4 separate regions of the Homo sapiens genome follow, and all the other regions are linked to region 1. Evidence: chromatin contacts called from ENCODE Hi-C or POLR2A ChIA-PET data. All regions are on one chromosome and are shown on one strand. The core of a region is the stretch at or near the end of the contact, and the rest is flanking DNA. Distances in the headings are between cores, read along the strand shown. Region 1 overlaps THADA (THADA armadillo repeat containing). Region 2 overlaps LOC112268413 (a long non-coding RNA gene). Region 3 overlaps LOC105374570 (a long non-coding RNA gene). Region 4 has its middle 56 kb from the start of LINC02580.

The links. A loop is a pair of places that touch in the nucleus more often than their neighbours do. ChIA-PET counts read pairs that join two places held with the same protein, here RNA polymerase II (POLR2A). Pooled maps may share reads with other maps.
Region 2: a loop to region 1 is called in a pooled map, with 4 times the contacts of the local background. The contact joins two enhancer-like sites. A Hi-C loop is called at or near these places in 1 of 37 single-sample maps with no recorded cell type and 5 of 50 pooled maps. POLR2A ChIA-PET finds 5 or more read pairs at or near these places in 2 of 52 experiments (B cell and PC-9).
Region 3: a loop to region 1 is called in a map of GM12878, with 16 times the contacts of the local background. The contact joins two enhancer-like sites. A Hi-C loop is called at or near these places in 3 of 168 maps with a recorded cell type or tissue (CD4-positive, alpha-beta memory T cell, GM12878 and naive thymus-derived CD4-positive, alpha-beta T cell), 6 of 37 single-sample maps with no recorded cell type and 16 of 50 pooled maps. POLR2A ChIA-PET finds 5 or more read pairs at or near these places in 2 of 52 experiments (H1 and activated CD4-positive, alpha-beta memory T cell).
Region 4: a pooled map shows a loop between it and region 1 (5-fold over the local background). The contact joins two enhancer-like sites. A Hi-C loop is called at or near these places in 1 of 168 maps with a recorded cell type or tissue (Caco-2) and 7 of 50 pooled maps. POLR2A ChIA-PET finds 5 or more read pairs at or near these places in 1 of 52 experiments (GM12878).

What each region holds. Positions count from the first base shown.
Region 1 is chr2:43,425,145-43,428,398 of GRCh38, reverse strand. It overlaps THADA (THADA armadillo repeat containing), which reads left to right. Exons shown (of 38, transcript NM_022065.5): 28 at 168-299. Among named protein-coding and RNA genes, the nearest start is that of THADA, 170 kb to the left of the region's middle. RefSeq lists enhancers at 1,780-1,839, 1,860-1,949, 1,104-2,303, 2,342-2,421. Within about 2 kb of position 1,763, at least 24 of the 41 ENCODE cell types and tissues checked have a DNase peak (open chromatin) inside an H3K27ac peak, as active enhancers do.
Region 2 is chr2:42,945,176-42,948,429 of GRCh38, reverse strand. The region is part of intron 1 of LOC112268413 (a long non-coding RNA gene); the gene reads right to left. Among named protein-coding and RNA genes, the nearest start is that of LINC01819, 93 kb to the left of the region's middle. RefSeq lists an enhancer at 2,080-2,879. Within about 2 kb of position 1,454, at least 10 of the 41 ENCODE cell types and tissues checked have a DNase peak (open chromatin) inside an H3K27ac peak, as active enhancers do.
Region 3 is chr2:43,130,617-43,133,870 of GRCh38, reverse strand. It overlaps LOC105374570 (a long non-coding RNA gene), which reads right to left. Exons shown (of 3, transcript XR_940018.3): 3 at 1,497-2,817. Among named protein-coding and RNA genes, the nearest start is that of LINC02580, 30 kb to the right of the region's middle. RefSeq lists enhancers at 3-52, 1-599, 2,698-2,757 and a silencer at 2,158-2,207. Within about 2 kb of position 1,775, at least 16 of the 41 ENCODE cell types and tissues checked have a DNase peak (open chromatin) inside an H3K27ac peak, as active enhancers do.
Region 4 is chr2:43,157,133-43,160,386 of GRCh38, reverse strand. No RefSeq gene overlaps it. Among named protein-coding and RNA genes, the nearest start is that of LINC02580, 56 kb to the right of the region's middle. RefSeq lists silencers at 1,768-1,837, 1,685-1,880 and an enhancer at 2,095-2,613. Within about 2 kb of position 1,771, at least 35 of the 41 ENCODE cell types and tissues checked have a DNase peak (open chromatin) inside an H3K27ac peak, as active enhancers do.

The sequences.
Region 1 (3,254 bases), core at 514-3,013:
TGACCTCACGTGATCCATCCGCCTCGGCCTCCCAAAGTGCTGGGATTACAGGCATTAGTCACCGCACCCGGCCATATACATAATTATTTCATGAGAAAAATGTTTGAAGGAGGAGTGCTTCACTACCTAAATGTGAAATCTTTCATGTGTAATAATTGTTGTTTCAGTGATATGGGAGAACCAAATCGTCATCCAAGCATGTTTCTCTTACTTTTGGTGTTGGAGAGACTCTACGCTTCCCCGATGGATGGTACTTCTTCTGCTCTCAGCATGGGACCTTTTGTTCCCTTCATTATGAGGTAGTGTCATGCTGTGTAGAAATTGTCTAGGTTGGCGTGGGAGTTTTACGGGAATATTTTATCTTCTTCTTATTTCAGAAACTATTTTATATATATCATATATATTTTATATATATATATTATTTGTTTGTTTGTTTGTTTTTTGAGACGGAGTCTCGCTCTGTCGCCTGGGTTGGAGTGCAGTGGCGCGATCTCGGCTCACTGCAAGCTCCCCCTCCCAGGTTCACGCCATTCTTCTGCCTCAGCCTCCGGAGTAGCTGGGGCTACAGGCACCCGCCACCACGCCTGGATAATTTTTTGTATTTTTAGTAGAGATGGGGTTTCACTGTGTTAGCCAGAATGGTCTCGATCTCCTGACCTTGTGATCCGCCCACCTCATTCTCCCAAAGTGCTGGGATTACAGGCATGAGCCACCGCGCCCGGCCATATTATATATTTTTTTATATATGTAAACCTATTGTATATATTAAAAACTATTATATATATAACTATTATATATATTATATGTAAAACTTTTGTATATAACTATTGTGTGTGTGCGTGTATATATATATAACTTGTATACACACACACACACACACACACACACACACACAAACTTTGGGAGGGGTCTTGTGAAAGCAGAGGCCTGGGTTTTCCTGCCATTGCCCCCAGTGTTTCAGAGTAAGGTGCTTATATTGTGGGTACAGGATCTCATTAGAACCTGTGTAAGTAATGTTTTCTTTGAGCCCTGTCTGCTCCAAGGCAGGTGGATGGTGTTGATAGGAGATACTCCTTTTGAAAGACATAGCCCCATGTTTGCGTTATTCCTGTGTTGAGCCTGGCTAGCACGGAGCAGGCTTGGTTCTGGTATGTATCTTCTGTCCACGGGTTCGAGAGGATGTCAGGACATCTGCCTCTTCACTCTGGAAGAGTCTGCGAGCCGGTGCAATGGGTGGCATGTAAATGGTAATGCCATGTGGCATGAATTCCCACTCGTCTTCTCTTTTACGTTTGTAGTACCTGAAAAAAGCCATGAATATAGAGTATTCATGAAATAATATAACAGGGTTCTCTTCTTTTAGAGCCTATTACCACTTCTTGTGTTACATCTTTTCAGGCATTTGCCGTCTTCTGATTACTTTGTTCATTTTGGATCAAAGGCCTAAATATGTAGGCCTCCAAGAAGTATTAAAATTTTCTCATGAAACCTTTCAGAAGCCTATCATATTAGTTAGCTATTACCTTTCTGCTTAGCTCTTGACAAAACAGTACCTTCATTTTTGTGTTTCTACCAAAAATTGAAGTGGATTTGGAGCAGAAGGGTAAGAAACCAAACTCAAGAGAGTATTTCTTATGTATGTAGTGTCCTAGGTTTCACTTCCTTGTTTCACAGAGCTGACTTATGCATTTTAATGTGAGAAAACCATTAAACATGAGGTTCTGGCATGCGCTTGCAGAGCTATTTGTTTGCGCCAAGCCTTGGCTGTGGCTGTGTTATCTTTGATCACAGAGATGACTCAGGCAGACTGGTTTTTGTTTCCTGATATACAAAGTTACCAGTCTCCTTCATCTGGCATTTGGTGATTCATTTTAGGAATTTGGGTGGTAAATTTTACTTTCAGGGGCCTTAAAAATTGTTCTTTCATGAATAAGTGGAAAGAACTAAGAAATGTTTTCAGAAAGTTGATGCAAGGAGGAAAGGCATGTGCACAGAATTGCAGTTTACATTAGAAACAGAGATTTGCTTTAGAACCTGTGCTCTGTCTTAAGAACATTGAATTTGTGGAAGCTTTTTACTACTCAGTCTGTTGTTCATTGCATCCTAGAAATAATAAATTACTACATTGAAAGTACCTTTCAGTGGTACCTGAAAGTACCTTTCCAAAATGTTGCTTAGTTTACATATAATCAGAATGCTGATACTACTCATTATATTCAAAGTATCCATTATATAAAACAAAGATTGCATTAATATAGAAAATTTAAATATTGCTTTGAAGCCAGTGTACTTAGGGCATCATTTGTTAACCTCTAAAAATACAAAGTAAGAAGTTTGCAATCAGTCTGTTCTTCCAGTGAAAGAAAATGCTGCGGTTGTAGTTGCTTTCTTCCAGTAAGTAAGGTGCTTTATGAAGTAGATTCATAGAACATCACCAACAGCAGAAGTGCCACCAACCAAAATACAAGGTTATTTTGGTGTAACAGAAAGAGCACATCTATCACTCTTGACAAGCCCTGCACTCTTGGGTTCAAATTGTAGCTCTGTAACTGCCTTGCTTGCTCTCTGAACCTCAATTTCCTCAACTTGCAAATGAGGGTGATAACACATCTTCTGAGAGTCACTGTAAGCAAAATGTCCTGTAAGCAGAAGCACCACCCTTGATTCCTTAAGTACAGAGCCTAGGCTCTGACTTATTGACTGTCCATGTGTGTTATAGAACAGTGTTTCTAAAACTTTAAGATGTAAACATATCACTTGGCTATCATATAAATTCTGATTTCAGTAAATCTGAGGTGAGGCCTGAGAGTCCGACTTCCAAATGGTCTTCCAGATAATGCCACTGCTGCTGGTCTGTAGATCACATTTTGAGTAGCAAAATTAAACTTGGGATATTAAATTTAATACCATCACACACACACACACACACACACACACACACACACACACACATACAATTTTAACAAGCTAGACAGTAGTAGCTTATTAAAATTGGTTAGGCAGTTTAAGGAATTTATTAAGAAGTAGATTTTGACCCAGGAATGCAGAAAACAAGAAAGAAAGTGTTCTGAGCAGAGAAGTCAGTAGGAAGTAGACCAACCTTTGTTGAGCCCCGTCTTTCTGCCAAGTATTGAACTGGTCATTTTACTTACAGTGACTCTGAGAAGAGGTGTTATCACCCTCATTTGCCCGTTGAGGAAATTGAGGTTCAGAGAGCAAGGCAGTTACAGAGCTAGAATTTGAACCCAAGAGTG
Region 2 (3,254 bases), core at 205-2,704, 480 kb after region 1:
TCAGCATCTCAGAGGAAGACAGATCCTCTTTCCAGCATCTATAGCTTGAATCTTAAGCAAGACTCTGATTGCATGATGTGTCTATCCCTGAACCAGTCACTTGGCCGGGAGGACTGTGTGCTCAGAATGACCACCTGGGTCATGTGCCCAGCTCTGGGTGATGGTGGAGAGGCATCATAAGAAAGAACTTCACCAAGAACTGGTTTGGCTCCTGGAATATAAAGGGAGCTATGACCAGCTATATTTGCTTTGGTTTCCTTATCTGTGAGGTAATGGCATTGGACTACATGGGCTTCAGAGCAGGCAAAGAGAGAAAGGGTTGGCAGAAGCATCAGATGTCCTCCATATAGTGTTGGGAGCTGAGGCTGGGCGGGCTATGCATTCAGTTGGGTTCAGTGATGGTGGGTGTATTAGTTAGGGTAAGAAAGCTGCTGTAACAAACAACCCCCACCTCCCAATAGCTCAACATACCAAACTCAGTCACACCACAGTCCAAAGCATGGTGATGGGGTATTCATCTCCATGCAGTCATAGAGGGCCCCCTTATTTTAGCAACATCCTCATTCCCTAGAGTTCTGGAGTCTTGTGCTTGTAGTTGCACTGATGGGGAAGGAGTGGAGGTGGTACGTGGAAGATGATACAGGAACTGTTGGAGGCCAGGCCTGGAATAGATGTACCTTACTCCTGCCCAATAGCCATTGGCCAGAACTTGGTAGCTGCACATGGTAATAGCAAGGCAGGCTAGAAAATGTGTCCAGAAAGAAAAGCAAACAGAGTTTGGTGAGTTCCTAGTCCTGCTGCATTGCGGGAGGACTGAGGTGGGTTTAGGAGGTGGCAGGGGCAGCGGGGTAGGATGTGGTGGACCTGAAACTCTAGGCTGCCTGCCTCCAGATTTTTCACTTGGGCAGGTCATTTCAATTGAGGCAGATTTTTCAGCTGAGACTGAGCTCTCTGGGCCTCAGTGTCCCCAACTGTCAAATGTAACAAAGCCACCTCTAAAGCCCCTTCCCATGTAAACATTCTCTGCTTCGCCCACTGCCTAGAGCCTCCATTGCTCTGCGCAGCTCTGTTTCCCTGATCTTATTATCTCTGACCTCCCCTTTAACTTCACAATGCCCCTATTCCAGCCCTCCTTTCATCCCTATCTGCTTTATTTTTTTTCTCCATAGCACCTATCATCTGACGCGCCAAATGTTTTTCTCATCTATTCATTGTCTTCCTGCATGAGAATGAAGCTCCCAGGAGGCACAGATTTTTGTGTTTAGTTCACTGCTCTATCCCAAGAACTTAGAAAAGGGCTTGGCACATTGAAAGCACTCAGTAAATACTTGTGGAATGAATGAATGAATGACTTTTAAAACTGTTCCATCAAGTCATTCATAACAGAGCAACGCTGCCATCTGGTGCCAGAAACTTGAATTGCAAGCACAAACTGGAGCCGGGGAGGGAAACTGTGCCCAGGGACAAGCCTTGCCAAATTAACCCTATTTCATTGCTTCAGACACCACGGTCTGACTCTGGAGGGCTCAACAGTCCCGTGGGGTCTGGTTTTCTGTCCTATGTGTGTTCCCCTCCAGATCGCCACGTGACATCTGAGCCATTCATTAGGTTCTCAGAGGCATCAGGCACTCCGCGCTTGCTCTGTTTCTGCTCAAGTAACATCTGGGGACCGCTGTGTCTTAGAAGATGGGCTATCAGGGAAAAGATTCCAGCCCTGAGAGAGGATGAAAGAGAGAACGTATGGTGGGGGCTAGTAGGGAGGACCAAGGGGAGGGTGGGGAAGAAGGAAAGGCCTCTGTGGAGGAGACCAGGCCCACCTCCAGCTTCACTCCACGTTTGCTTTGGTCTCCTTATCTGCGAGGTGACAGCCTTGGACTAGGTGAGCTTCAGACCATAACTCAGCCTAGCCCTAAAATCCCACAATTCTTTTTTTTTTTTTTTTTTTTTTTTTTTTTGAGACAGTCTCACTCTTGTCGCCCAGGCTGGAGTGCAGTGGCGCGATCTCGGCTCACTGCAAGCTCCGCCTCCTGGGTTCACGCCATTCTCCTGCCTCAGCATCCCAAGTAGCTGGGACTACAGGCACCAGCCACCAAAGCCCAGCTAATTTTTTGTGTTTTTTAGTAGAGAAGGGGGTTTCACCGTGTTAGCCAGGATGGTCTCGATCTCCTGACCGCGTGATCCACCAGCCTCGGCCTCCCAAAATGTTGGCATTACAGGCGTGAGCCACCGCGCCTGGCCAAAAATCCCACGATTCTTAAGAAAGACCAGAAGGTTCATGGTACATCTAACTTCTGGATTAATGCCTAGAAGACGGGTTTCAGCCACTGGTCAGAGGCTGGCGTCCTCAGTCAGGGGGTCTCCTCATTAATAGGCAGGTGATCTAATTCAGTGGGGGTCTCTCCAAGAGGACACTCCAGCTTCCCTCTTGAGCCTTGCCCCTGCTGGGGCTGAGCACCAGCAGTGTGGCCCCGTGCTCTTAGTGTCTTGCAGCCAGGAGCACCACCACCTCCTCCCCCCTCATGCCCCCACACCTATGTGTGTTTGTGCTGCTCCTTTCGAAAGCCTAAGGACTGGCTCTGGCTAATCTCTGATGTCTCTTGGGTCTCTGAGGTCTGTATGAGCCAGGTTGGCTGCTCAGGGCATGAAGGAAGGGGCCCCGGAGGGACTTCTCCCCTTTCTTTCAGAGCTTTGGTTGTTGGTGACAGGAGCAGCTTCAGTGGCTCTGCCGATGCCTGCAAACCTTTCTTCCTGGCCTCCACCCCAGCTCCCTTCAGCACAGATGTGTAGGGCACCTTCCAAGATGCTGTGGGATTTAGAAGATAGTTTGGGCTCTGACCCCGAAGGGCTCCTTGTGAGTGGGGGCATGCCCCGTGCAGCACAGCAAACGAGCTGTGGCCATGCATGTGCGAACAAGCATCGAAGTCAGGAGTCCAGGCTGACAGGAGAGTTGCTTGGGAAGCCTTCTGGAGGGGTGGGGTCCCTACGGCTTCTGAGTCCACCCACACTGAAGCACTGAAGTAGAGTATCTGAGGCCTTGGGGGCAACCACCTTGCCCCAGCTCCTCTTAGCACCCAGAGTCAGGGGGAGTGACACCTGTGAGCCTCGCCCCGCCCCAATGTGGGGGTCACTGAAATGCGGGCCTGGCCGCCTCATGACACTAGAGCACCTGTATGTCCAGAATGCGGTAGGGACTCACAGAGACCCACCTTTTTCCTCCTTCCGTGCCCTTCCATCTCTTATTCTCCTACCCCCAC
Region 3 (3,254 bases), core at 526-3,025, 290 kb after region 1:
ACTGTATGACTGGCAAGTCACTTAGCCTCTTTGTGCCCAGGTTCTCTTCCTCGCAGAACTATTGTGAGAGTTAAGTAGGTTCACATATGCAAAGTGCTTAGCACAGCACCTACTGTGCAGGTAAGGTGTCAATTAATATTAGCTGCCATGATGATCATTTCCTGCCTCAAAGTCAGGAGGGCCTGAGAAATGGCTTTGTCAGGGCTTTGCAGCCCAGCTCTGGCCTCCCAGACTGAGCCAGCTGCTTCCAGGTCACCTGGGAGCTTGTTGGAGACTCAGAGTCCCAAGCCGCTCTAGGGGTTGTGACACAGCAGCTGTGGGCTGGGCTGGGGTGGTGGGGCTGGGGGCCTCACACCTGGGCCTGCAGGCATCTGTGGGACAGGAATCCCCTGCAAGGCCCTTCCCCAGCCTCAGGCTGGTCCACCCACCCGAGTCTTTCCAATTCTGCTTCTCCAGATCCCCTGTGCCTTGCAAGGTTCCTGTCCTGCAGGAAGTAGGCCCACAAACCCTGCCGCCGACACCCCACAACCCCTCCTTCCTGGAGCCTCAGTTTCCTCAAGTATGAAAGGGGATAAAAAATGCCCACATCTCAGGATTAACATCAAGCAAGGTCTTAGATGAAAAGCACCTGGCCCATGGCAGCCGAGAAGGCTAGTTATTATTACTGCTATTGGTGTTATTGCCCGCACCCTGCACCTGCTGAGCACCTGCATGTTCCTCTGGGTTCCCGGCAGGGTCTAAATGCCTAAACTCACATCAGGTGTTAGGGAAGTTGTGTTGACCAGGGTGGACTCTGATTAACCTTCCACCTCCTTGCCTTGGGCTCTTGGAGCTGAGAGGGAGCACCATGGCTGGAGTCTGAGTGTGGCTGGCCCTCACTCAAAACAGCCTGAGTGAAGGAGGAAGGAAGAGAGGTTGAACTGAGTGGCTTGGGCCCCAAAGGATGTTGAAAGCTAGGCCGCGGAGTGACAGTTCTTGGGGGCCCCACTGTAGCTCCCTGCCCGCCCCACCGGCTGCTGTCAGTGGGAAGTGCACAGGCCCGGGGTGGGTAGAGGTAGGGTCCCAGCCTGGGCCAGCTCCCCGGGCCCTGCCACTGCAGACCTGGGCAGCCACCAGAGCTTTGCGTCTTGGGGTCAGCATTGCCTTCTCCAGGCTCCTCCAGTGGAAGCCGCCTCCTCACCGCACCCCCAGGCCCCACCTCGCCCCACCTCACCCCACCTCGCCCCACCTCACCCCACCTCGCCCCACCTCACCCCACCTCGCCCCACCTCACCTAGGCGCAGCCCCAGAAAATATCTATGAAGCACTCACTTCATAGATAGCACCTGTGCCAGGTGGTTTCAGTTCCACAACCTCATTTAATCCTCCACAATTCCCTGACATTTTATAGGAAAGAAAACTGGCTCAGAGAGGCTGAGTAACCTGCTCAAGATGACACAGCTTGTGGGTGGCTGAGTTGGCCTTCCAACCCAGATTCCTGTCATGTTCCTCAAGCCGACAGGTGGGTGAATTTGTGCTGGAAGAGACTATGCGACTAGGCCTCTTGTTTGTTGGGGGAAGAAATAGACACCCTGCACTGGGAATTGAGCGCCCCAGGCCATGCCGCAGGCTCCTGGCAGAACCAGGACGGGTTATAGAAACTTCTTTTGGCATTGGGTGCCAATGGGAGGGGCTCTGCCGGGAAGGCTTCCTCCTTTGCTGCCTCCAGGTCTCCCCTCAGAGGCCACCTCCCCACAGAGAAGCCTTTCTGGCAGTCCTAGCTGAAGTAGGGCACTATCACCCTCTATCCTGGGCTGGCTTTAGTTTTCTTTGTAGCACTTATTGTCACTTGCAGTTTTATGTATCCAATTATTTATTTATTGGTTCTCCCCCATGCTAGAATATGAACTCCATGAGCTCCAGGAGGGTCTGTCTTGTTCCCTTGCCTAGAATAGTACCTTGCACAAACGCCACAATTTTTTTGTGGAATGAATGAATGAGAGTGTCAGGTGATAAAGAAGCAAGCATACATGGGGGAAAGTTTGGTGTGATAATTCTGGTGGAGGAGGGAACTGAGAAGTAATTTACAAAAGGGAAGGGGCAGGGCCACTGTGGACAGCCATAGCATCTGGCACGAAGACTGCCAAGTGAATGGTGCCCCCTGCAGTTGGACAGTTCTCAACTTGGACAACAGTCCATGGTGCCCTTAAGGGTGGGAAGGGACCATCCCCTCAGCAGGGACTGAGGGAGAAGGGAGCCATGAATGGGGCAGGTCTGCAGGTGCCCTCAGCGGGAGGAACAGGCTGTTCCCTCTGTAAGGACGCCACGTGGTTGCGGTTAGCAGTTTGCCATCCGGTGTTGTCTCCACAGACAGTTGTCCAACCAGGGAGGGGGCTACTGCTCTGCTGTGAGCAATCGCTAGTACCTGGAGCACCCAGCAGGCTTCGGGCAGGAAAATCACCTGACACACCCCACAAACACACACCAAACACTGTGGACAAAGATAATCGCACAGGCAGAGGGGGGCTGTTTCCTGAGCCAGCCCCGGGCTCAGAGGTGGAGGACACTGTGTACTGAGGTCTCTCCCCTGAGCAGGGGCCTCGGTGAGGAACTTGTCACAGCTCTGTGGCCTGCCCCCCTTCCTCCTCCCCAGCCCCACAGGCTGGGCACAACAACAATCACCTGGCGATCGCAGGCCGTCTTCAGTGAGTCACCCTGCCCACAGTGAGCCTGGCTGGACGATGTTATCAGCTCCCCTGCTTACTTAATTCCTTGGGTGACATCACCACCGCCTCCGTCTTCTCCTTCTCGGCACTGTAGCCTGCAGCCTGGCATATCCTGGAAGGGAAGGCGGTGGAGGTCTCTTGCCAGAAACTACCAGGGCAGGTAAATTGGAACCTTCAGTTCCTTGACCTTTAGCCCCAAGGGGCTTGCCCTAGTTTCTTGCTTTGCACACAGGGGCCTCAGTTTACCTCCCAGGAGATGCTGTCTGCAGTGAAGCCCTGGGAAACACATGGCACCTCTACTCTGTGCTCATTCCCTCTCTCCTTGTGCAGAGGGGGTTTCCTGTTGGACAGAGGCCAAGCTGCTTGCCCTTCAATGTGTCCAAGTTTATCCTGGGGTTGTACCCCCAAGTCCAGCCTAAGTTCTGTCTCGCGTGGACACAGCTGCCTCCGAGCCTCTGTGATGGGCCTTTGGGTTCCCAGGCTCTCCCAGGCTCAGATGGGGCAGCCCTGCTGGCCTTCTACCCGCCTCTGTGTCCGGCCACCATGACC
Region 4 (3,254 bases), core at 522-3,021, 270 kb after region 1:
GCACTTTGGGAGGCTGAGGCGGGTGGATCACGAGGTCAGGAGATCGAGACCATCCTGGCTAACACGGTGTAACCCCGTCTGTACTAAAAATACAAAAATTTAGCTGGGCATGGTGGCACATGCCTGTAGTCCCAGCTACTCGGGAGGCTGAGGCAGGAGAATCACTTGAACCTGGGAGGCAGAGGTTGCAGTGAGCCAAGATTGTGCCACTGCACTGCAGTGTGGGCGACAGAGTGAGACTCCATCTCAAAAAAAGAAAAAAAAGGGAGGAAAGTGGCCAGGAGGTGGGTGAGTAGGAGGGAGGAGAAAAAGGAGGAGGGCCTGACCATTCTTCCTGCCGCCCACTTCTCTGGGCAGCAGGGTCACCTGCACCGAGGCTTGCCTGGTTCGGGGCTGGGCAGGCAAGGCTAGGCAGTGACTCAGCCCCAGGCCCAGCCACCCACTCTCACAGGCCCCAAAACTGAGGGAGGAGGGCACAAATCAGGACCTGGGGGCTGAGGTCTCAGCCTCAAACAGAAGTCACTACAACGGGCAGTGGCTCTAGGCTGGGAGCAGTTTCTCCTGCCTGGGGCGTAGTGGGGCGGTGAAGAGGAGAAGGCAGAGTCTGAGGAAGGTGATGTCCAAAGTGAATCTTGAAAGCTGGGTAGAAATGCATCTTCCTTGACCTCTGTCAGCTCAGCTTCCTCCTCTGAACAATGGTATCTTTTTTTTTTTTTTTTTTTTGAGACAAGGTCCCTCAGTTGCCCAGGCTGGAGTGCAGTGGCGTGATCTCAGCTCACAGCAACCTCCACCTCCAGGGCTCCAGTGATCCTCCCACCTCAGCCTCCCAAGTAGCTGGGACTGGGACTACAGGTGCACGCCACCACACCCGGCTAATTTTTGCATTGTTTGTAGAGATGGGGCTTGCCATGTTGCCCAGGCTGGTCTTGAACTCCTGAGCTCAAGTGATCCTTCTGCCTCGGCCTCCCAAAGTGCTGGGATTACAGGTGAGAGCCATCGCACCCGGCCAACAGTGGGTATAATTAATGGGACTTTTTTCATTGGCATGGTCAGGAGGATAGGACACAGCCTCGCTAGTGGTAAGTGCTGGGTGCTGACATGTGGGCCACTGACGCTATGGGCAGGAGGGTTAGCGGGGAGGGGATTTCAGGCACAGTGAACAGCACAGACATGAAGGCGAAAAACGAAAGAAAACAAAATGCCACAGCCCTGAGCCATCCGGGGTGCTGGGAGCAGTGCAGAGTCACTGCCAACTTCTGTGTGTTGCAGGCAGGAGCAGGCGTGGTGAAACTGCGGAGTGGCCGCCAGAGCGATCAGAAGTCTAGCCAAAGAGGCGTGGACCCAAGAGGGCCAACCCTGGTAGGGGGAAGTCCCCAAGACTGGGCCACAAGGGCCTGATCTCAACTCCTAGGTGTTGAGAGAGGCCAGAGGCTATGTGGGGCTTTGATGCTCCTTCTGTGGGGTGAGGGTGGGTGAGAAATTTTGAGGAGGTGCAGGGGAGGAGTCTAGAGGGGTGTGTGTAGGAGAGAGAGAGAGAAAGAAAGGGAGAGAACTATAAAGTTGGAGGCCAATACCAAGGGGCAGCCAGAATTAATGCCTGTTCTGGAGAGGGAGCAAGCAGCACCGGTCTCTTTCCCAACCCCGGGCCGCTTTGCCCTCCAGTACCAGGAAGTGCCTCTGCGGGAGAGAGGCCAGGAGGCTGCTCCACACACATCCTGCTTTTGCTCAGTCTAACTCTCCTCCCTGGCCTGCCTCAGCCCTGCACCCAGACTGTTTCATCAGGTCATAGAGCGGCTGGGTGTGAGTGTGTGGGTGTTTGTGTGTGTGTGCACACACATGCGTGTACATGTGGCATTTCTAGATCAGAGAATGCTCAGAGGCCCTGCTAAAGGTCAGGTCAGTAAGGAGTGAGGGCATGGCCAGCCCCTCAGGTCCTGGCACCCAGATAGCTCCTTCCCACCCAAATCTGCCAGGCCTCGGGGGCAGTGGCAGCTGACAGGCCTCTGAGTCAGGATGGGTGAGGAGGAGGAGCTGAAGGGCCGGCCAAGGAGGAGTAAGTCGTCACCTGCTGAGTGGCGGGTCATTCGTTTAGCCCAGTGATGGGGAGCAGTGCTGCAGGGGGCAGGGGTCGGAGGGGAGGGGGATTTCTGCCATTGAAACAATAGGCACCCTAGTTCTGTGTTACTGGGGCTGGGGGCCAGGAGGCAGGATAGGACATGCTCTTGCCTCCCCACCTCCGCTGTGCTCAGCAGCTGGTGGAGACCTGGGAGGAGAATCCCAGGCTGATGCCTAGCGTGGGCCCAGTAAAGTCTTTGGGGATTTGATGCAACCCCGAGTTCCTGATGGCTCATGGAGAGGCTGTGCCTGCACCTCGTGGCGATGAGCCATCTGGGGCTCGCCCCGCACCCAGCACATGGCTAGGAGCATAGTGAACTCCGTCTCTAGGAATGGGCAGGACCCAGGAAGGCTAGTGAAAAGATGCATTTGAGGCCTGAGCTCTCTGTGTCCAGAAGCAGCCCCCTCAGGTTGTGGGGGGACACTCTGGGTCTTGCACCTGCCAAGGCCCCTGCCACAGAGAATGGGAACAGCACTGCTCCCCCAGGGCCACTCCAAGTTTTCTGGTCTCAAGATGCAGTCCCTGTGGGGCTGTGGGTGGGCCCCCTCTCTGCCTAGCCCAGTTCCAGCTACAGAAGCTGTGTGGAAACATCTCCCCTGAACCAAGTGCCTTTGAACTTTCCAGGAATGCTGGCCTGGGGCGGAGCAGGGGTGGCAGGGAAGGACAGGCGTGGGGTGGGATGTTCCAGAATCTACTGGGACCCAAACCCGAGAGCACCGAGTTCCCACGAGCCAATGCCTGGCTGTGGAGGAACCGGGAGGTCACAGGGATGCAATGGGCAACATCAGGATGAGGCAGGTAGGAGTGTGCGCGCGAGTGAGACACAGGGCTGGAAGGGACCTGGAATGTCACATGTCCATGCCCCTAATGCCAAAGGCTGCCTGGTGCAAGTAATATTACTTTTTCTTTTTCTTTTTTGAGACAGGGTCTCACTCTGTCACCCAGCTGGAGTGCAGTGGTGCGAACACAGCTCACTGCAGCCTCAACCTCCTGGGCTCAAGTGATTCTCCCACCTCAGCTGGGACCACAGGCATGAATTTTCTGTAGAGATGGGAATCTCACCATGTTGCCCAGGCTGGTCTCAAACTTCTGGCCTCAAGTGATGCTCCCACCTTGGCCTCCCACAGTGCTGGGATTA